Regions from separate parts of the Homo sapiens genome. Here regions 2, 3 and 4 are each linked to region 1. The links are chromatin contacts, found by Hi-C or POLR2A ChIA-PET in ENCODE. All regions are on one chromosome and are shown on one strand. Each heading gives the region's core, a stretch centred on a gene start or an enhancer-like site at or near the end of the contact. The rest is flanking DNA. Distances are from core to core; before and after follow the strand shown. Region 1 holds the start of EEF1E1 (eukaryotic translation elongation factor 1 epsilon 1). Region 2 holds the start of PSMG4 (proteasome assembly chaperone 4). Region 3 holds the start of ECI2 (enoyl-CoA delta isomerase 2). Region 4 holds the start of CDYL-AS1 (CDYL antisense RNA 1).

Region 1 (5,230 bases), core at 1,500-3,999:
ATGTGACAATCCACTTAAAAAAATTAACAGTTTATTAGTTGGAACCAGACTTGAAAAAAAGATTTATATATTGCAATTGGTTGACAGTTCCCTTATAATGCTTTCAACTTACAGGTTCACTTCTCTCTGCCTCTTCTTTTTGCTTTGCAATTTACTTGTTGAAACAACTGGATCATTTGTCCTATAGTTTTCATGATCTAGAATTTGCTCATTGCATCTCCATGACATCATTTAACATGATCCTCTTTCCTGCTATTATTTCTTGTAAATTGGCTGTTAGATCAAAAGGCTTGGTCAAATTCAGATTCGATTGGCAAGACTGGGTGATGATGTACACCTCTCTCAGAAGCAATTTATGTCTGTTTGTCTCTGTTTTTATGATGTGAATAGCTATTGATAATTGTCACCTAGATTCATTATTATATCCGTAGCTGCAAAACAATAATATTCTATTGTTCTGTTTTTATTAGTTAGAATTCTATAAAGACATTTTTCCTCATTAGAGTTTAGTTTCCCTGAGATACAGTTTACATAGGATAATCATGAAAAAATATATTGGTTTCTTCATGTGTTTTCTTTATCCTTTTTCAAAATAATGAATTGGATCTCTAGTATCCTCCAAAGGTAACGAATGAGGGTTATTTTGATTTTGTTCTTGTTTTTTTTTTAGTATCATTATGAACTCATAGACTTAAACATATTCAACATGTTTCAATTCATTGCAATTATTCTTATCGACTCTCAGCTTGTAATGACTATTATTGACCCTCAAGTGATCTGATCCTACCCTTTGACTCCCCTCATTACTCTTAGATACTTTCTTTTCTTTCTACTATAACTAGATGGTCCAGACTGATCTCCCCGCAAGGTTTGGATTCAGCCGGTCTCCAAAGAGCCCCCATTTCTTTTTGTGGGAAATAGTATTTGAAACCAGAATCTGGGTGCTGGGGTGCTCATTGCTACTGAGTTGTCCTTGTTTCTAGGCCTTTTAAGTAAACAGAGCTAGGTAGGAAATACTTTTCATTTTCCTTAAGATAAAAGCGTCATAAGTTCATATTGATATTACAATTCAAATTCAGGACCAGAAAGTTTTGATTTAACCTCATCTACCTTACAACTCCTCTTTTGGGCAACACCAAACACCCAACTTTCCAGCAACACCACATGATTGCATCTTTGCTTTATTCCACAGTACATATACAGCACCATACCAATGCTGACACTGCCAAGATGCTAACCAAACCAACAAACAAAAAGAACCAAAAACAGGTTTTCATGAATTTTGTCCTTAAAGCATATCTTACTAAGAGTATACAATTAAATGACTGTGCTATAAAGTCACTTAAAAGAGGTCCACACTGGGTGATGATGTCATCAATTTGATGTACAATATGCTTTGTTCTGCTTTCAGTTTTTTAGGGATTTCTTTTTTAATTTGATATTTCTATAATTATGCAAAGGCCAAACCTTATTTTCAATATACCACCCATTGGCATTGGATAAATGTTAATTTTTTTAAAAAATGTTTTATTACAAGCAAAAAGTGTACCTAAACCCTGAAAATGGATATGTGAATTATCTTAGAGGGTTGGTCTTTTAAAAAGTAGTAGAATAGTCATTCCATTATCTGAATATGGAAAGTAAAACAGATAATTTAGTGCCTAACAATCCACTTATACTGAAATTTCTTTTGTATTTTGTTATGTTGATTTGGCAAAAGTTTCTTTTCCTTATGTTTACTTCTGCTGACAGAGTAAACTCATTAAGTATTCTGGGATAGGGAAGGTGTAACACAGTAACAACATTCCCCACTAAACTTTGATATTTCTGATTCAATGATGAGTTACCTTGTAGGATTGTTCTATTTCTCTCAGACTAATACACACTTTGTTTATTCATTCTTCAAAGTGGAAAATATTTTGTATTTTCACAAATCTTTTGGAAATATTCAACATATACTACTAATTTTCTTTCTTTCTTCCTTTCTTTCTTTTTTGAAGATACAAGAATGTAGCAAGTTAGTGGGGCAAAGTTATGCACCTTGTTTATTTATATACCAAAACTTCATAAATTATGTAACCAGCCTTCTGGTACTGCAAAAAAAGATCATTAATGCCATTAATGGCTTATTTCCTTGAGCTGTAATTATTTGACCCCTATCTGACATACTCCGTGTTCTGTGAATAATCTTTAAATGTATAATTCTACTGCTAGTGTTGAGCTGTAGATCAACAGTAGAAAAACCAGTTTTTCGAATTCACCACTACAACACAATTAAAATCCTCATGAATTATGCTACACGTTAGAAACTCCTAATGGACTGTGAACTTTTTGCTATTCAATTTGATTGTTCAAATTTACAGATTCCTGAACCAAACTAAGGCAAATTTCAGTTCCCATCATATATAAATTCTCTTAGACTAGCAAATGAGTTAACGAGTTACCGCTGGCAGCCATGTCAATAGATTGCCATTTAGAGATCCAGATCCAGTCTACTGCAGCCACCGAAGCCCGGCCTTGGGGCCTTTCTACCAGTAACTAGCTCCCCAACAGTTCGAGTGGAAATTTACCATCACTTCTCCACCTGTCTCACACCCCGCCCTCAGCCCCGCCCCTTCCACCGGCCCCGCCTCCTGTGCTTTGGCGCGCGCTCTCCACGCCCCTTCCGTTCAGCCAATCGCCGCTGAAGTTTGCAGGAGTGGGACTTCTGTTTCCACCAATGCGGGAGGTTCTTGTTCTGCAGGTCTCGCGTCTGCCAGGAGCTACGGCCGGAAGATGGCGGCGGCCGCAGAGTTGTCGCTACTGGAGAAGTCCCTGGGACTGAGTAAGGGGAATAAATACAGTGCTCAGGGCGAGCGACAGGTGAGAAGGAGAGGCGGCGCGGAGGGGAAGAGGTGGACGGGAGCGGGGCCTGCCGAGCCCTGGCAGGACCCGGGCCGGCCACCAGATACGGGCGGAGTGAGGATGCTGCTACCCAGCTCCCCACGTGTCTGCGCCGCTAGCCGGCTGGCGCCTCTGGGCCTCGGCCCCTGCCATCCTACCTCCTGGAGGGAGGGGTTAACCAGCTCAGGTTGGGCTTGGCCTGAACTTCACCTCCTGGGAAATTGTCATCATCCCATTATGAGGAAACAAAACCAGTTGGAGGAGGGTCCTCACAGGGCTCTTAGACCAACCTGGAATGTATTCAGTAACTGGCTTTTTTTTTTTTCCCGTAATCGCACCTTTCATTCAGTTATTGCGCAGCGACTCCGTTATAGCTAACAGGGTGCCAGGTAGCACCGTGCTGGGTCTGGGGAATACAATGATGATTTAGGGGAACATGCTTCCTCCTCTCAGGCAGCTTGCTTTTTGGCCAGGTGGACAAACATTGCAACCATTTAAATTGGAAGAGTGCCACGTTGCACCATAAATGGCAGAGAGAACACCTAAGGAGTCTTGGCCCAATCTAGGGGATTCGGGGAAGGCGTTTCTAAAGCCTTGGATTATCAGTTTAAGTGTTACGACCCACAGTGAATGCGGGAAACATCACAAGGTATGAGATTGCCTGGTTAGGCACTGTTAGAACGTTTGTGTTTTATAGTTGTTTGTCGTAGAAGGAATGTATTAGAGAAGGAAATTGGTTGTAGGAAGACTACTTTGGATATATGTTTTTTTTGCTCCTTTGAGATTTTTTCCAAATGATGTTTGGTTTTTGTCTTTAATTTTTTCTCTTCTTCATTTGGTCCATGTGAAGATCTTGTCTAGAAAGTAGTAGTATAGTTTTTATTTAAGTTAACCTGAAGCCTAGAAAGGTTAAGTGTTCAGCCTAAGATCAGCCCTGTGATTGGTGGCAGAGTAGGCGTTGGAGCCAAAGTGGCCTTCTTTTGGTGTTTCCTCTGCCCCAGTGATAATTCCGTCCCTTCGGCCCCTACTCCCTAGCTTAGTGTATATATTATATAATATATATGTAGTATAAATATAATATATATGGCCGAGTGGACAAACATTGCAACCGTTTAAATTGGAAGAGTGCCATATATATATATATATATATATATATATATATATATATATTTTTTTTTTTTTTTTTTTGAGACAAAGTCTCACTGTGTCGCCCAGGCTGTAGTGCCATGGCATGATCTCGGATCACTGCAACCTCTGCCTCCCGGGTTCAAGCGATTCTTCTGCTTCAGCCTCCCAAGTAGCTGGGGTTACAGGTGTTCGCCACCACGCTCAGCTAATTTTTGTATTTTTAGTAGAGACCGGGTTGCACCATGTTGGCCAGGCTGGTCTTGAACTGGTGACCTCAGGTGATCCACATGCCCTGGCCTCCTAAAGTGCTGGGATTACAGGCGTGAACCACTGTGCCTGGCCTAGTTTATATTTTTTAGGGACCATTGCCAAGATATGAGTATTATCTAGTATGAGAAACAATCATCAGCAAATAATTTAAAGCACAACATAGTAAGCACTTCATGGACTGTCGTGGGTGAGCAGCAACTCTCTGGGGCTGGTGGCGCCAGGGTAAGAATTTACCAGGACAGCTGTACGTAAAGAAAAGCAGATTTATTAGAGAAAGTATGAAAATATGTTGCAAGAGTGCAACAGGCAAGTTAGTAAGAGAGGAGCTAACTGCAAGGAAACAAAGGCTGGCTGGGGATTTTACGGAATAGTACTTCAGTTGTGTGCTGAAGAGGGGTTTGTGCAGTACTGATAACACCAAGGTTGCAGTGAGCTAACTTGAGTTTTCTATCAGCCGAAGGTCCGGTGATAGCTGGACATGGAAAGATTGTTGAGTTATTTGTGCAGAAGGGCTGTGTCCTGGACCATGAAGAAAGGCAGACTTGTAGCTTATCGCCCTTCTCTTTTTGCTTTCCCTTGGTCCCCTCAACCTGACTTCTTTTCCCTAATTAGGACTCCATATGGAGCAAAACACTGTTGAGGAGTGTGAAAAAGGAAGTTAATTCTGACTATAAAAGTGGATGTATAAACTCATGGAAGAGCTGGCATTTAAGGGATTATGCTTTGAAAGATGTGTAAAACCAATAAATTATGAAGGATTGGGAAGTTTAGGGCAGTAAGTAAACCAATATGAGGAATGATGCAATGCAAGGTAAACCCCAAATTACAGTTTGAGGCCCAACTGTGAAGACTTCCGAGTTCAGAGTGTGGTTTTTAATTTAATTTTAATTAAAGCATTTTAGCAGTTAGCAGCTAGTGAAAGTTTCTGTTTACTTGTATGGGGAAAGGG
Region 2 (5,230 bases), core at 1,025-3,524, 4.8 Mb after region 1:
AAAGCAAGAAAGGAATCCAGATGCCATCTCCTTCCCAAGGCCTTCCCAGGTGCCGCTGTGCACAGCTAAGAGGCTCACCCATGACTTCCTGCCCCCAGCACCCTCAGTCATCACTGCCTCACTGGCTTCAGAAGGGTCTCGCTGAGGGGGCCTCACTCATTCATTCCACAGGGACTTAGAGAGCGGTGCATCAGGAGCTAGAGAAACAGACGCTCACCCTGGGCAAGCAGACAAACCTCACCGTGAAACACTCAACGGCTGAGAGAGGGAGCTAATGCGGCTGGGAGGCCAGCACTGCCCAGCTCGAGGACAGGCAGGAGCTCTAAGAGGTAACAGAGCCCGAAGGTCACTGGAGTCTTCGAGTGCTCCGAGTTCACCTCGTGAAAGGTTTTGAGCAGAGAAATGAAAATATCCAACTTCAGTCTTAAAACTATCATTCTGTTGCCCTGGTTACAAGGCAGTGTTGTGGCCTGAATTGTGTCTCCCCAAAAAATATGTTGAAGTCCTAACCTCTGGGTACCTATGAATGTGACCTTGTTTGTAAACAGGGTCTCTGCAGATGTAAATAAGATGTAATTTAGACCAGGCGCGGCGGCTAACGCCTATAATCCCGGCACTTTAGGATAAAGATTAGCATAAAGATTCTTTACTTCCAAAGGGACTTGCTTGCCTTTGGGAGGCCGAGGCAGGCGGATCACGAGGTCAGAATTTCGAGATCAGCCTGGCCAACATAATGAAACCTCAGCTCTACTGAAACTACAAAAATTAGCCCGGCGTGATGGCTCACACCTGTAATCCCAGCTACTCAGGAGGGTGAGGCAGAACTGCTTGAACCTGGGAGGCGGAGGTTGCAGTAAGCCAAGATCACGCCATTGCACTCCAGCCTGGGCGACAGAGCAAGACTTTGCTTCAAAAAAAAAAAAAAAAAATATATATATATATACAATTTAAGACAAGGTTATACTGGAGTAGGATGGGCCCTTAATCCAACATTACTGATGTCCTTATGAGAAGAGTCGGGCTCACTGAGGAAGGAGGATCATCACTTGAGGCCAGGAGTTCAAGAACAGCCTGGGCAAAATAGTGAGACCCCCATCTCTACAAAAAAACACAATTAGCCAGGTATGGTGGCACATGTCTGTAGTCCTAGCTACTCGGGAGGCTGAGGAAGGAGGATCACTTAAGCCCAGGAGTTTGAGGTGACAGTGAGCTATAATAATGACACTGTACCCCAGCCTGGGTGACAGTGAGAGACCTTGTCTACAGATCTTTGAGAATAAACCTCTGTTGTTTTAAGCCACGCGGTCTGTGGCACTTTCTTACAGCTGCCTCAGGAAACCAGGAGAAACCAGGCGGCGACACGCAAAGCCGGAAAGGCGGGAGAGGAGGGGAAATGATAATGTCCCAGGCTTGGCCCAGCGCGGCAGGGTGAAGGTGAGGGCGGCTTGGGTTTTGTCTGCTTTGACTGGCGGCAGTGCCTAGGGACTCAGCACGTGGAGTGTGAAGAAAGAGGAATCAAAGACAACTGCGAGGCTCTGAACGCACAGCCAGGAAGATGGAGCTGCCATCACAGCGCCAGTCAGGCGGAGGAGGGAGCAGGTTTGGAGAAGAGAGCCTGATGTGTGCCTAGTGCGAAATGCCTGAGACATCCAGTGGAGACGCAAGAGTCCCCAAAAAATTATCAGTGTGCTCAAAATCCAGATGGCAGGAGAGCTACGAGGCAGACGCGTCCCCCAGCGAGCGTGTGGCGAGGACAGACCCAAGACATTCTGACCTACAGAGACCAGTGCGGGACGCAGCTGCGGGGCGGCGGGACAAGGAGAGGGGCCCGGGGCCCGCGCGCAGCTCCCGAGGTGGTGCAGGCCCTGGCGCCCGCGGGCTTCCTAAGACATCCCACGGGTGGGCTTCGGGGGAGTAGGGCGCCCTGTGGACCCAAGAGAAGCCTGGGGGGCTGCAGCTCGCGCAGGCCCGGCGCCCCCGCGCCCCCGCCCCGCCGCCCGCACCCTCGGCCGCCAGGCACTCACGTAGCGGCTGCACATGGCCACGGCGAGGTTGCGCAGGTGCGGCGTGGCCCCCACCCACAGGAACAGCGAGTCCGTCAGCCGCATGACGTGGAAGTGGACCAGCTGCTCCCACAGCCTCGCGCTGAAGTTGTGCAGGGAGACGTCCCCGCCGGCGGCGACAACCAGCCCCTCCATGCCGCCCCACGGCTCCCGGCCCACAGCGCCAGACCCGGGTCCTCGCCGCTGCCAGCCCCGCCAGACCCGATGGAGCGAGCACCGAGAGACCGAGCGCGCTTTCGCTTTCGGCCCCGGAAGGGCGGGGGTGAGGGGCGTGGTCGGGGAGGGGCGATCCCGGGCTTGGGTTGGGGGCGTGGTCGAGGCGGGGCGGCTGCCGGCCCTGGGCGGAGTAGCTGTCCCTGGTTGTCTTGCTGGCCTCTCCCGCACACCAGTACCTCTCTGGACGGGCTGGGGAAACCCACTTGAGTAGCAGAGTGCGACAGTGACCTCTAGGAGTCCACGGGCGCCCAGCAGAACTCACCCTCGCTTTGTTTCCCCCCACCCCCTAATTATTACTGACGCGGGGCATTCAAGGGCTGAAGCCAGCCGCACCGTCCTCCCAGGCCGTGACACTTCGCCCTACAGACATTAATTTAATTAAAAATTTAAAAAGACTGATTTTTAATTAGTTCTTCAAGCACTCTGAGAACGGCCACCTCCCGTCCCACCTCCTCCTCCTAGCAGCCCTTTAACTCCAAGGAGGCTTCGACGGCACCCAGCCCTAATTAAGAATGGCAACGGTATTGGGAGAAAGCCTTTAGAAAGGAAAATTGTGTCAACTAAGTTGGCAGGAGGATGGGCAGGCACCCTTTTGGACGCCGAGTCCCAAGCTGCAGTCATGTACATGGCCTCGGGCTACCCCCTTAACCTCTCTGAGACTCAGTTTCCTCATCTGCAAAATGCAAATAAGAACAGGTGCCTTTCGGAGACGTGGAAAGGATCTCAAGAGAGATTAATGGGAAGCACCAACAATCATCCAATCATCCCATTGTCATACCTATGGGGAGACCCCTTGAACACTTCAGGACATTACAGAGTTGAGAAAAGGAAGCCTTGATGGGTTAAGAGAGAAGGTGGTAAAAGAAAACAGCCCATTTTGTCAGATTCTGTTACAACTGACTTTAGAGATTTAACTTGGAACTATAAAAGGTCTGCTTTAAAAATCTCTAATAGATCTAAGTTGACTAAATTGAAATTTAAGAGGGCATTTTCCATAGTTCTATTTGCTAATTATCGATGATTCAATAATACAGTTAATTTTCAGGTCAATATTTTAACAGCTTTATTAAAATGTGATTAACATACAATAACTGCACATATATAGTGTACAAATTGAAGTCTTGACACGTTATAGCCAGTGAAATCATCATCACAATCCACAAAGTGAACGCGTCCAGTACTCCCTCCTGCCCTCAGTAATGACTCCTGCCCCCAACCACTGATCTGCTTCCTGCCACACAGATTAGTCTGCATTTTCCAGAGTTTTGTATCAGTGGAATCACACAGTATGTACTGTTTTTTGTCCAGCTTCTTTCCTTCATCATAATTATCTTGGGTTCATCTGCTTGTGTGTCAATGGCTTGTGTCTTTGTATTACTAAGCAGTGTTCCATTGTATGGCTACACCATAATTGTTTTATCCCTTTACTTTGTGATTTGAGGCCCTTCAATCAGCTAGGAGGACCCAAAGATTAAGGAAACAAAGTTACCGACCGGTGGAGAGTTCAAGGCCTGGCTGGCATGGCAAATTTCTCAATCTGGATTGTAATGATGGTTTCACTGGTTATACATGTCTCAAAACCTCAATGCTCCTCTCTCTCTCCAGCTTTGCTGTCACTGCTCGGGAAACACACAGGCAGAGGGTCACAGCCAGTCATGCCCAACATCAGCGGCCCTGGAACACTGCCCTGCAGTCCCTAGACAGCGTCCTCTCTCACTCCCCTTGACTATGCTCCCCAAACCCTGAGCTGACCCAAACCCAAGTTCAGCAGATGCCCTTGCTTCTGATGTTATGCAGAAAATAGAGGTGACAAAGCCAGATTTTCCCAGCTCCTTGTCCCTCTCCTAAAATGCTTATCTTCATTGGACCCTATCTTTCCTTCTGCTCACTCTGTGACAGTGAAAGATAAAGATGTCCCTCCTTGTACAGAAGGTCAATCCATCCACCTGTGCTCTGACCCTGTCCTTTCACGTCCTCAGGAACCCCCCTCATTATCTGTGATGCGTCTCCAAAGAGCCTGCATGTGCCACCTAGGTCCACTTCAAAAAAAACTTGTCCCAACTGCTACAAATCCTACCTTCTGCCACGGCCTCCTCTAGAGTCTGCACACCCTCCCCGTGGCAGCCCACATACAATAACTGATGGAGGCAGACTATGAAAGCCAGGCCAGTTTGCCCCAGTGCAGAACAACTCACAACTCTGATGGGCCATTTTGGCTCCAGAGTGCCCAGGGAGTCAGCCCACCCTGCCTACTGCAAGGGCGGTATTCACCTTACACTATCAAAAGAAATCAAGAATGGATGGTCAGGCGGCTGAATGTTGTCACCCCCCAAAAACATTATGATGCCTGGGCCTGGAACCCAACAACTGGAGAGGTGACCAGGTCCCCGGCACCACCATGTGCCGTAACAATCGCCCCAGCCGTTCCCCAAATGACCGAGTGGCTGGCCACACATCACAGGAGGAGGAAGATGCAACATTTGAAGGGTTAGAGCTGGAATTGAGATCTGGGGAAACTGAAGTGTCATCACAGTCCTTCTCGAGTGGGGAACCATCCATACAGGAACAGAAAATAAAGGGAGTCCTCGCCAAAGGTCCACTGGGTCTGTGGACCCATCAGGGGTCATTTCCCTGGTCCTCAAATGTATAACTGGGATATATATACCTAGAAATTAGCCCAGCACCCACATTGGATCTGTGCCCTATAGGGTAGGAGCTATCATAGTGGAGAAAACCAAGTGGAAGCTTCTAGAATTATTGCCCTTCCCCCAGCCAAGCAAGCATGTCAAAAACAGTATTCCATCCTGGGGAGGATGGTGAAAATTTGTGCCACCCTTCAGGAGCCAAAGGATGCAGTGGTGGTAGACTTCATATTGCTATTTAATTCAGTCAAGTCCTGGAAGATGGCAATTGACTTCTATAAACCCAACCAAGAAGCAATCCCCATTGTG
Region 3 (5,230 bases), core at 1,077-3,576, 4.0 Mb after region 1:
TTAGTAAACCAAATACGGACCCAAGATGACCCTCTTTAGGATCTAGGAATCTAAATGTCTGTCTCTTTAACCAGGAATGTCTGTCTCTTTAACCATCTCCTTTCTCTCAAATGCTGGATATAATGGGGCTTTAGTAAATGACAGCTGGTAGATATGCAAATGATTTCTCCAATAGGAAAAACATTCCTCCCGAGGTTATGGTTTTATTGCTCTATGGGATATTAACCAGTTTTGTTTCTAACTTTGCAATCTATTCCAGCATTCTTTTTTTAACATTGACTATATTAAACTAGTCTTTTAACTTCTTCTTTAGCACCCTGTTGGTTCCCTAATTAATGAGCTAAGTAAATCTTTGACACATGCTCTTTCTATATTTTTAAAATTATAGTTTGAAAAAGATAAGCTAATTTCCCACACCCCACTCTTTTCTGTGGTAGGTATAAGCCTGAGAGTAGTTTGCTTGCATTGCAAAAGGTTTCACTATCAAAATATGCTTACCAGTATGAGATTTAAAAAATATTTCCATGACAGCTGTTTCATCTTCTGGAAATGAATGAGTCTTGTATTATCTGCAATATCTGATTACTGCATTTCCATTACCTCTGAGGTTATCTAACAGCCTTGGAGAGAGTCAAGGTCTCTGAGAGAGGCAGCTCAGCCTACCAACTACCACTTTGTAATATATGGAGAGGCCAGGTGTGGTGGCTCACACCTGTAATCCCAACACTGGGAGGCCGAAGCGGGTGGATCACCTGAAATCAGGAGTTTGAGACCAGTCTGACCAACAAGGTGAAACCCCATCTCTACTAAATACAAAAAATTAGCCGGGCCTGGTGGCGCATGCTTGTAATCCCAGCTACTCGGGAGCCCGAGACAGGAGAATCACTTGAACCCAGGAGGTGGAGGTTGCAGTGAGCCGAGATTGTGCCAGTGCACTCCAGCCTACGCAACAAGACGGAAACTCCATCTCAAAAAAAAAAAAATCTCTTTGGGATAAGCCCAAATTGTTCTATTTGACTTTTGGTGTTGCCCCATCTACACTATTACCCAGATCTACCTGATGAAACTTAATGATAAAGTTACTTGAGACTTGGACTCTGCCCACCTGCAAGCCTCCTGTCTTTGGGGAATTCACCTGATTAATCTTTCTGGGTCTCAGTTTCCACATCAGCTCAACAGGGCAATATGCTCAACAGGGCAATTTCCACATCAGCTCAACAGGGCAATATCATTTTCCTTACAGGGTTGTCCAAAGACTTACAATTAGCCTGGCTCACTATAGGTAGTCCACAGGTGTCAGCTACATAAATCTAAAACTCCTAGGCATGCTTGGATGGGACAACTTGGGCACAGAATTTAGAGGGGTGGTTTTGTTTCGTTTTGTTCTGTTTTGTTTTTTGGTTCTCTGGGAACTGGACAAGGTGACACAGCCAAGGCCCTTCCAACTCTTAAGAATTCTTCCCCAAAGAAAATACTTTGCAAATGCCTCAGCAGAACTCAAAAATATCCACAAACTCTTCACTGACACTAAAAACTTGGGTACTCCAAAAATCACTTCTGACCCCCAGGCGTCCTACCAGGTCTGCAAACCTTCGATTTGGGGATGCATGACCTAGCAGCTTTTAAGCATACGCCCTCAATTGTTACCCCACCTCCCGGCTCAGGGCTGGCCCTCGGGATGCAGCGACCCCTCCTCGCCAGGCTCCGCGGGACTCCGGGCAGGGCGCTCAGTGCTCCGGCAGCCACAGGGTTCGCAGAGCTGAGGTCCGCCCGAGAGAGCAGCCGCGCCTCCAGCTCGCAGTTACTCGGAGCCAGGCCGGGGAGCATCTGTGCCCCGCCCCACGCGCCGCGCAAGTCCTCCCGGGATCACCCTCCCCGCGCCGCGAACCCCCCGCACTTCCTCCACTCCCGGGTGATACCCGGCCTCGCTCCGGCCCCGCCCCCGCATCTGAGCCCCGACTCCTAACCGCCTAGAGCTCCCGCCCCGCCCACGCACCGACCCCCCCGGCCCCACCCCCGAGCCCCCGCAGCCCCAGAGGAGGCCACGGGCTAGCGATGGCGAATGCGGCGTGGCTACGCTCTCAGCCTGGCCCCGCCCCAACCCTGGCCCCGCCCATGCCCCAGGCTCCTGCCTGGGCTCTGCTCTCGGCCCCGCCCCGCACCCAAGCCCCGGCCCCACCCCCGAGCCCCCGCAGCCCGGGAGCCTAGGCCCCGCCCCCGAGTCCCGGCTCCACCCCCGAGACCCGGCCCCACCCCCGAGCCCCCGCAGACCGAGCTAGGCCCCGCCCCCGAGACCCGGCCCCACCCCCGAGCCCCCGCAGCCCTAGAGCCGCCCAAGGGATGGCGATGGCGTACTTGGCTTGGAGACTGGCGCGGCGTTCGTGTCCGAGGTAAGCTTGGAGTCCCGGCCGTTCGGCCCATGGTCGCCCGCAGGATACCGCTGTCCAGGCGAAGGTCGCCGCCGTTGGAAGACCCTCCTTCCCTATTGTCTAGGTGGCAACAGGATTTTGCTTTGCTGGTTTTCCGGTGAGGTAGTGCTAAAAAGTGACGACCTCACGCGCGCCCTCCTGCACCGCTGGGCCCGGAGTGGTCAGGATGGGCGCGTCGGGAGGTCAGGGCTATGGTTCCCTGTCAGCAGTCCCCAAGGTCTCCGCCTGCCTCCGCGCACGCTCCCATCCTCCTGGGGCCGGACTCCGGGCGGGTGAGCCGCCCCAGCTGAGCACCCGGGCCTGCACTTCCCAGCCGGGCTGCTTCTGGGGTGCAAAGCGTCGCTTGCTAAAAGCGAGGTAAACGCAAGCCGTTATCACTCGTGTGGACTTAACACTCTGCTTCTTGGAGAACACGTATGCTATAAAGTGAAATGGCCGGGTACAGAGTAACGGCTAAGAAGCACGCTGCACCTCCCTGGGGTCCCGGGAACCCGCACGAATCTGTGCATAGGGAACAAAACCGAAACACGGTGGTGGCCTTGAAGTGGTAGAATTATGAGTGATTTTCCCGACTTTATGTATTTTCTTAAATGGTCGTGTTTTTGCTATTTGTTTTTAAAACTCACGCTTTATTTAAAAATAAATTTGTTCCACATTTTGTGGAAACTTGTACATTTCGGCTTTCTGTGGATATTTTAAATTTTTCTTTCGTTTTCTACGTGGAATTTGCCATATAAGATGCAGTTTTTCCCTTTACAGAAAATCATTTTAATGTAAAACTTACTCTAGGCTGATCTTACTGAATCAGTTACTAATAGTCCAAAGTTTGAACCTAGAGTTCATTGCACCATTTTCGAGTTACATAATTGTGTTTGTGTGTTAGGTTTGGGCTTTGTAACCTGTATTATTTTAATCATCTTTTTTGCCATTAACTCTATTATTCAGTGTCATCGTCGTGAACTCCATTTTTAGCTTGTGGCCTGAGTCCTGTGCATTCAAGTTTGCCACCCCACCCCCGCTCACTATGTGTGCTTAAAAACGTGCTGATCACCCCCGCGGTGGTTGCTGTTTCTGCTCTGTTCCTGGCTGGCTGGTTAAACATACCCATAGAAAGGGGCACGCCTGCTGAGCCCCCTTCACTGACTCCCTTCCACTGCAGGTAGATTCCCTCCCATCTGCTGAGAAGGCTGTGGCTCTATCTGGAATGCCAGCAACTGCTCGTGTGTTCTTTTGAATATTTCTTGTATGTTCACATCCATTCTCCCCTCCTTCCACCTGTGTGTATGTTGGAACACCAGCTTCGCCAGCAAAGAGGCAAGAATTGACCTGATATAGCTTATGGCTTATCAGTGAGTGCAGAGGCTGTTTCAGGACTTTGGGACACTTCACTAAATTCTGTGCACTTTAGCCTTTTGGTTTCCTGCTGTCCACTGTCTTGCATGCACTTCACTTCTTGCCTTTGGCAAAATTTACATGGTCATTCCTGTTCTGGCTGCTTTTATCTTTAGTTGCTTACAGATACCTCCCTGGATGGTTACTTTTCCTTTTATTTAAAGTTACTACTGTTAGCTTCTGTATTGACTTATTATCTTGGAATCCTTACAGCCAATTATTTGCAGCCAGTTTGCTGAGGCAAGTATAAAGAAAATATCTATAGACAAACATGGCATTTTGTTATGTATAGGCTGGGAACAATTAGAAATCAGGCTGCAGAAATGTGAGGGTTGGGAACAAATAGAAATCAGTCTGCCTAATTGTAGTTCTCTGCAGGTCACTAGTTTCCCGGTAGTTCAGCTGCACATGAATAGAACAGCAATGAGAGCCAGTCAGAAGGACTTTGAAAATTCAATGAATCAAGTGAAACTCTTGAAAAAGGATCCAGGAAACGAAGTGAAGCTAAAACTCTACGCGCTATATAAGCAGGTAAATGCCTACGGTCGAACGTTATTTAAAGAATTTTGGGCAAATGACTTCTTAAATAAATACACTGTGTGTTTACTAAAATGTGGCCTTAACATTTTGGTTTGTCTTGCTCCCTCTTCTCTGAAGAGTGTGTGTGTGTATATATATATATGCCAGTTTTTTATATTAGACCTTGAAATACTATTAAGGCACAAAGTGCCTCAGTGTCACACGAGTAAAAGAGACTTACGAGATATAATATTCACATTTGTAGACCTTACTTAGCTCTTGATTAGAATAAATCAACTGAAAAAGGTATTTTTAAGACAATTGGGGAAGTTTTGAGTAAGGACAGAGTGTTAGAAGATACCTAGAAATCATCGTTAATGGTGTCAAGGTTATATAAGAAAATGTTGATATTTTTAAGAAAAGTGTACTAAGGATATAGGGGTGAAATAGCATGGATAGTTGAAGTTCTCTAAGCACAAAAAGAAAAGGATAGATGAGGCCAGGCATGGTGGCTCACGCCTGTAATCCCAGCACTTTGGGAGGCTGAGGCGGGCAGATCCCTTAAGGTCAGGAGTTTGAGACCAGCCTGGCCAACATGGTGAAACCTCATCTCTACTAAAAACTCAAAAATGAGCTGGACTGGTGGCGCACACCTGTAATCCCAGCTACTTGGGAAGCTGAGGCAGGAGAATCGTTTGAACCTGTGAGGTGCAGGTTGCAATGAGCCAAGATTGCGCCACTGCACTCCAGCCTGAGTGACAGAGCGAGACTCTGTCCAAAAACGAAAGAAAATAAAGAGAGAGAGAGATGAAGCAAGTAAGGCAGTTTGATAATTGTTGAACCTGGATGATGGGTATTGGGAATTCATTATAGTATTCTACTTTGGTATG
Region 4 (5,230 bases), core at 1,167-3,666, 3.3 Mb after region 1:
AGAAGACTAACATCGCAGACAACAAAGCTCTATTCTATGCCAACAGCAATAATACGCCCATAAGAGAAGACAACTGAAAGGATCCCTGGGGCCACAGGGCTCTACTTGTTACAGATGCTTCCTTAAGTCCCTCAACACCCAGGTCCCTAAACGCATCATAAAGGTGAGTCTAGAGAGTCTTCGCAAGTTTTAAGTCTCTTAGGAACTTATTTATAAATACATGTGAAACAAGAGAATCATTTATCCAGAAGAACAGAAAGCCTTCCAAACTTCTGTACTCCCAGGAAGTCTACTTTGAAATACGTCAAAAGAAGTTACATGGAGACATACAAAACATGTCTAAAGATCCAAATTGGTAACTCTCAAACTTGAAGCTGGTTTAAACCCATCGACCAGAACTTACAGTTCTGGCTATGCCCTTCTCATTTGCAACGCTGCGGCGCAAATGAATGACGGTGTATCAGCGTTAAATTTAAATTTCCTGGCTCTGGCCACAATGCTAACCTAATTAAAGCATGTGGTCAACGTTTAGCATTTTCGGTGCGAGATTTTGCATCGCTTTGGCGAACAGCAAAGTCGAAAGCGTTTGCACCGGTCTTCTCCCCGCCACCCCCCGACCAGGGGCAAAACCCTCTCCCAAATGCTTTATCAAATGATCCAGAAACCCCCCCACACCCCACCCCCCGTACCGCCCACGGTCCCCGCCGAGCGGCAACGGAGGCACCACTTCCACGACCCACGCCAAGAGCACTTTGAGCTCAGTCCGAGCAAGTCACTTGTGTCAGCACCACTTCCCCACGGCTGGGACCCCCCCCCCCACCCCACGCCCGGCAACTTCAGGACCCCCCGGCCGGGGCCCCTCGGAACGGAGGCTCGGGCTCCCCTCACACACATTTCCCGTCCAGCAAACTGCGGCCGCGGCGGGGGAGGGGACGCGGCGGGCGCGGGCGGCGAGCGGGGCCGTCGGGCGGCGCGGCCGGGCCGGGAGGGGCGGCGGGCGGGGGGCGGCCCGAGGCCGGGGGGAGGGGAGGTACCTCGTACAGCTCCTCGGAAGCCATGGTGGGCGGCGGAGTTGCGGGCGGGAGGGGCAGGGTCGGGGCGGGCGCCGGCGCCGGGCGGCCGACACTTTGTTTCAGTTGGGTCCTGCGTGGCCTGCGCTTCCTGCTCCCGCGGCCGGCCGGGCGCTGGGCACGGACGAGCCTCTTGCACTCCGCGGCCAGTGCGGGCCGGCGGCGCGGCGGGGTTGTGCGCAGGAGCAGCTACGCAACGCGCCCTGGGCGCCCCGCGCTCACTCCCCGGCGGGCCGGCTCGCGCTCGGGCTCATCGCGCCCCGCCGCGGGGCCGGGCGGGCTGGGGCGGGCGCGGCGGCGTGCGGGCGGCGCGGCCGGATCGCGGCTCCCCTCTCCGGTGTAGTGCAGAAAGCTTCCTACTTGCGACCAAAAAACCTGCCCCGGCTACTGAGCATGCCCAGTGCGGCCGCCCGGCCCTGCGGAGCCGCGCTCCCGCGCTCCGGGTTTTCGGGCCGCCCGCGCGGGAGGGGCGGGGCGGCGGCGGGGCGGGGCAGCCGAGGGGAGCAGTGGGCTCCGCTCGGGGCCGAGGCGGGCGGCCGGCGGGGCCGGGAGCGAGCCGGCAGGAAGGGGAGGAGCGGGGCAGTCGGGGGCGGGGCCGCGAGCGCGGGGGGCGGGGTGGTGGGCGGGGCTCCGACTTCCCCAGTCCCGCTTGCGGGGTCGGCCTGGCCCGCGGCACCGCCCCCCAGCCCGCCTCGACGTGGGCGCTTGCGGCCCGGCCCAGGGCAGGCGGGACCTGGACCTCGAGGTTCGAGGCGCAGCGCGGTTGTGCACACCAGGACGGGCAGCGACGGACCCGAGATGGGGCAGGGAACCATGCGAGCGAGCCGGCCCGCGTCTGGAGCCCACCGCCCCGACGGCAGCGGCCGCGCCGTCTACCGCGCGCCTCCCTCCAGGAGGAGCCCAAGAGGCGGCCTCCGTGCGCCCGCCCGTCCGGGGCCGGGCCAGCCCGCGAAGGGCCGGCGGCGTGGCCAGGTGGAGCACCCACCCCACCCCATGCCCGCCCCACCGGCCGCCGCCAAGACCCGGAGCCCGGGCCGCGCGCCCCGCGGGGTGGCCCGGCGAGCTCCGGCTGGCACGCTGGCTCCGCGGCAGGCCGGGGGTGGGATCCGGGGGGCGGGAGCCGGGCGCGGCGGAGGGCGGCGCGAGGGCGCGGCTGCCTCCGCTCTGCCCGCAGCTCCCCCCACGCCAGGCCTCTGGGTTCCTCTCGGAGCGTCCGCCTCCTCCGAAGCGCAGCTGGGAAGGGACCGAGTCTGGATTCCAGGGAGGTCCGGGTTCTAATCGAACGAGGCTGTCAATGGTGGTTCCTTTCGCGGAACGGTGTGGACTACACGACAGGCCCTCGCTCAGAACAGCGAGGGCTGGCCCGCGCTCCACTTCCCAGGGAAGATCTACTGCCAGGGCACACCTGCCGGGCCCTGGACGTGCCCCATCGGTGGCGAAAGAAGGGGCTTCCTGACCCAACTCCCCCAGACAGCCGCCAACTCCGATCACTCTGGCCGAGTATGCGGAACTTCCCCACGGGGCACTGCAGAGGCATTAGTTCACCCTCTCCCCCAGGCCCTGCATCGGGAAGCCCTCGCCAGTTCCTCCATGTCTCCCCGGGCATCCTTCGGGCCGCCTCACTCCTCCGTGCTCCATCTCGCTCCAGTTCCTAACCTACCTTGGAGCCACAAGGCTCCTCCCACCAGTTTTCTTCCTAAAGCCCTATTCGTTTGTGCCCCCCAACAGCGTTTCAACAACCACGGGGCGTCTCACAGACCCCGCGGTTTCCTGTCCTCCCCACGCCCAGGAACAAGCACCACGCCAACCCTTAAGTCACTGCGAGTCGAATCGCCGTTCCCCTTAAGCGGTGCTTCTACCTGCGGTCCCCACCGTTTGAAACAAACTCCCAGCTCAGGGATCACCTTAAAAGGATAGCCTTCCTGACTTCCAGGGCCAAATCGGTAACTCCCTCTTCAAGCGCTGCCTAAGCACTCACGCGTGCTCACTGCAGCACTCGTCTCTGTATTTTAAGGTTTGTCTACTCTTCACCCCACCCCAACTCCAAACGATGACCTTCAGTCAGACTTCATCTTCAAATTTGACGCTGGCCCCTAGCACCATTCTCTATACAGGAAATAAGGTGTTGTTCAATGAATGGAATTTCAGTGTCCACGAGAAAGCCCAATACCTACACATCCAATTCCCATTATCAAATGTTTGCACAAGAATCGCAAATTAAAGCCACCACTTCATCAACTGGTCAAGGCGCCTCAAGCTCTGCCTCTTTCCCTGATGGCCCAGCCAATTCCCTCTCCCTCCTCCAAACAGCGCCTCTTTCCTCTCACTTAGCATTTCCATTATATGCTGCATTTCATTGTTGCCTTCTCTCTAGGTTTACCAATTTATCAACAAAAGTTGTAAGTTCCTTGAAGGCAAGGACTAGGATTTTATACATTTGGGAAATCTCAAAGCATTGAGTGCACACTTCGGCAAGCGCTCAAATACTGGCAGGTGATAGTTTAAAATCCCTCAAGAAAAATCAACTGTAAAAAAGAGATCCTCAATAGGAAATAGATACATATAACATATAAGCCTATTATGCAATGATGGACCAATACAAATACAAGCACTTCTCGCCATGACCATTACTCCAATTATTGCCCCCTTCAGAACATCCACAAGCTTAGGCATTCACAAGGGGCTCCACCATGTGCGTAATGGTACTGTGGTCTCCAAGGAGTCTCCAAAACTGCCATTGTTGCCCAGGAGAGGGAAAGAAAGGAACATAGACATCCACAACAAACATATCCAGATATTGAGCTAGTAAGGCGATTTTCCCCATTGTGGAAACAAAAAGGGGAAGAATTATAGCCTCAAAAAGGCAACTCAAAAATGTCAATTTACATAGACCTTTGTCAATTTACGTAGCTTTTCAATCTTGACAATCTGGAATGTTTATGCTGCTATCCTTAGTCTACAACATTAAGAGTAACCACCAGTAGCCTCTAAAACAAAGCAGGAGTGAGCCATACTCCTAAGTTCCAACCACCTCTCCACTCTGACAGTTGGCTTCCACTGGCGAAGGAGATGGGTATCCACCTAGCGACTGAGAAATTGAGGAAGTTCTCAATTGTCCACTTTGTTCCTTTCATCTGCCCTCCATTTAAAACTCACTGATTTATGGAATGCTATTTTGCTTATATATACATATATATTTTAACCTCATTCGTTCAATTTGTCTTACTTTTAAGCAAACTTTGCTTTCCTCCGTCACTTTTTTATATAAACATTTTACCAGCACTCATAGCAGAAGTAAATATGCCCAAGATTATTTAATGACTTGGAATTTCCACCACCTTTTATGAAACAGTGAAGTTCTGTAGTTTCCATGACCACGTGTGTGGGTGCTATTATTTTCTCAGTGGCTTAAGAATAAAAGTGAAATCACATCCCCTAAGCACACCGGGAAGATTGCAGCAAAAATACATACAGCACAATACCATGCACTAGTAAGACATATGACTCTTAAAAGATTAGAGAAGTGGTCAACAAGAGAGACGATATACACACATGATTAAAAGACACGTCTACCAGCAATAAACGATTCTTACCTGACCTGCTCCCGTTGTTGTAGGCCAACATAATTCAATTCTCTCCTCCTCAAATCCAAACAATTGATCATCGATGGCAAGTTCTACCGACGATAAGACTCTTCAGATCAAGAATCACAGCCTCTTCCCATCTCGGGAGAATGATAACTAAAACCTGAAATCTGAGATCCTCCTCTTTTCCCAATCACCAGCCAAACCAGGCATGTCTTCCTTTCTCCCAAGAATCTGCATTTCATCTACATTTGAATCCAAAGGCATCCAAGGGGAGATGGGGGATGGGACAGAAAAAAACAAAAGAAGCCAAAATCTAGCTACTACTATTCTCAGAGCCAAAGGCGTTTTATGGTTGGGTAGCTGTGAAAAGCTACTGATAATGATTCCCTTCAACAGTTTTGTACCCCCAAAGCATATTCTATCCTGGTTACCTCCTCCATAACCCAAAATTTAATTGTGATTTTTATGAAGATGCGACCTAAGTTTGTTGGTTTTAAACCCACAGTGGCTGAAGGGAAATTAAATGCCGTTCTTGTCATAGAGTATCTACTCCAGAAAACTTGGTGGAATTTC

The links. A loop is a pair of places that touch in the nucleus more often than their neighbours do. ChIA-PET counts read pairs that join two places held with the same protein, here RNA polymerase II (POLR2A). Pooled maps may share reads with other maps.
Region 2: a loop to region 1 is called in a map of CD8-positive, alpha-beta T cell, with 23 times the contacts of the local background. The contact joins the promoter of PSMG4 here to the promoter of EEF1E1 in region 1. A Hi-C loop is called at or near these places in 1 of 168 maps with a recorded cell type or tissue (CD8-positive, alpha-beta T cell), 1 of 37 single-sample maps with no recorded cell type and 4 of 50 pooled maps.
Region 3: a map of CD4-positive, alpha-beta T cell shows a loop between it and region 1 (6-fold over the local background). The contact joins the promoter of ECI2 here to the promoter of EEF1E1 in region 1. A Hi-C loop is called at or near these places in 3 of 168 maps with a recorded cell type or tissue (CD4-positive, alpha-beta T cell, CD4-positive, alpha-beta memory T cell and CD8-positive, alpha-beta T cell) and 9 of 50 pooled maps.
Region 4: a map of CD4-positive, alpha-beta T cell shows a loop between it and region 1 (6-fold over the local background). The contact joins the promoter of CDYL-AS1 here to the promoter of EEF1E1 in region 1. A Hi-C loop is called at or near these places in 2 of 168 maps with a recorded cell type or tissue (CD4-positive, alpha-beta T cell and naive thymus-derived CD4-positive, alpha-beta T cell), 1 of 37 single-sample maps with no recorded cell type and 7 of 50 pooled maps. POLR2A ChIA-PET finds 5 or more read pairs at or near these places in 1 of 52 experiments (T-cell).

What each region holds. Positions count from the first base shown.
Region 1 is chr6:8,100,067-8,105,296 of GRCh38, reverse strand. It overlaps EEF1E1 (eukaryotic translation elongation factor 1 epsilon 1), which reads left to right and starts at 2,749. Exons shown (of 4, transcript NM_004280.5): 1 at 2,749-2,862. The coding sequence starts at 2,776. It overlaps EEF1E1-BLOC1S5 (EEF1E1-BLOC1S5 readthrough (NMD candidate)), which reads left to right and starts at 2,702. Exons shown (of 7, transcript NR_037618.1): 1 at 2,702-2,862. RefSeq lists silencers at 2,497-2,696, 2,837-2,956, 3,165-3,350.
Region 2 is chr6:3,255,991-3,261,220 of GRCh38, reverse strand. PSMG4 (proteasome assembly chaperone 4) reads right to left here and starts at 2,274. Exons shown (of 3, transcript NM_001128591.2): 1 at 2,025-2,274. The coding sequence starts at 2,198. RefSeq lists an enhancer at 1,565-1,694 and silencers at 1,815-1,914, 1,965-2,084, 2,205-2,454.
Region 3 is chr6:4,132,671-4,137,900 of GRCh38, reverse strand. ECI2 (enoyl-CoA delta isomerase 2) reads left to right here and starts at 2,326. Exons shown (of 10, transcript NM_206836.3): 1 at 2,326-2,390; 2 at 4,190-4,352. The coding sequence starts at 2,341. ECI2-DT (ECI2 divergent transcript) reads right to left here and starts at 1,829. Exons shown (of 4, transcript NR_103764.1): 1 at 1,653-1,829; 2 at 499-540. RefSeq lists silencers at 1,771-1,980, 2,141-2,280.
Region 4 is chr6:4,772,612-4,777,841 of GRCh38, reverse strand. CDYL-AS1 (CDYL antisense RNA 1) reads left to right here and starts at 2,416. Exons shown (of 2, transcript NR_183279.1): 1 at 2,416-2,570; 2 at 3,085-3,316. CDYL (chromodomain Y like) reads right to left here and starts at 1,438. Exons shown (of 7, transcript NM_004824.4): 1 at 1,035-1,438. The coding sequence starts at 1,058. RefSeq lists silencers at 1,087-1,636, 1,657-2,286 and enhancers at 2,094-2,747, 4,672-5,223.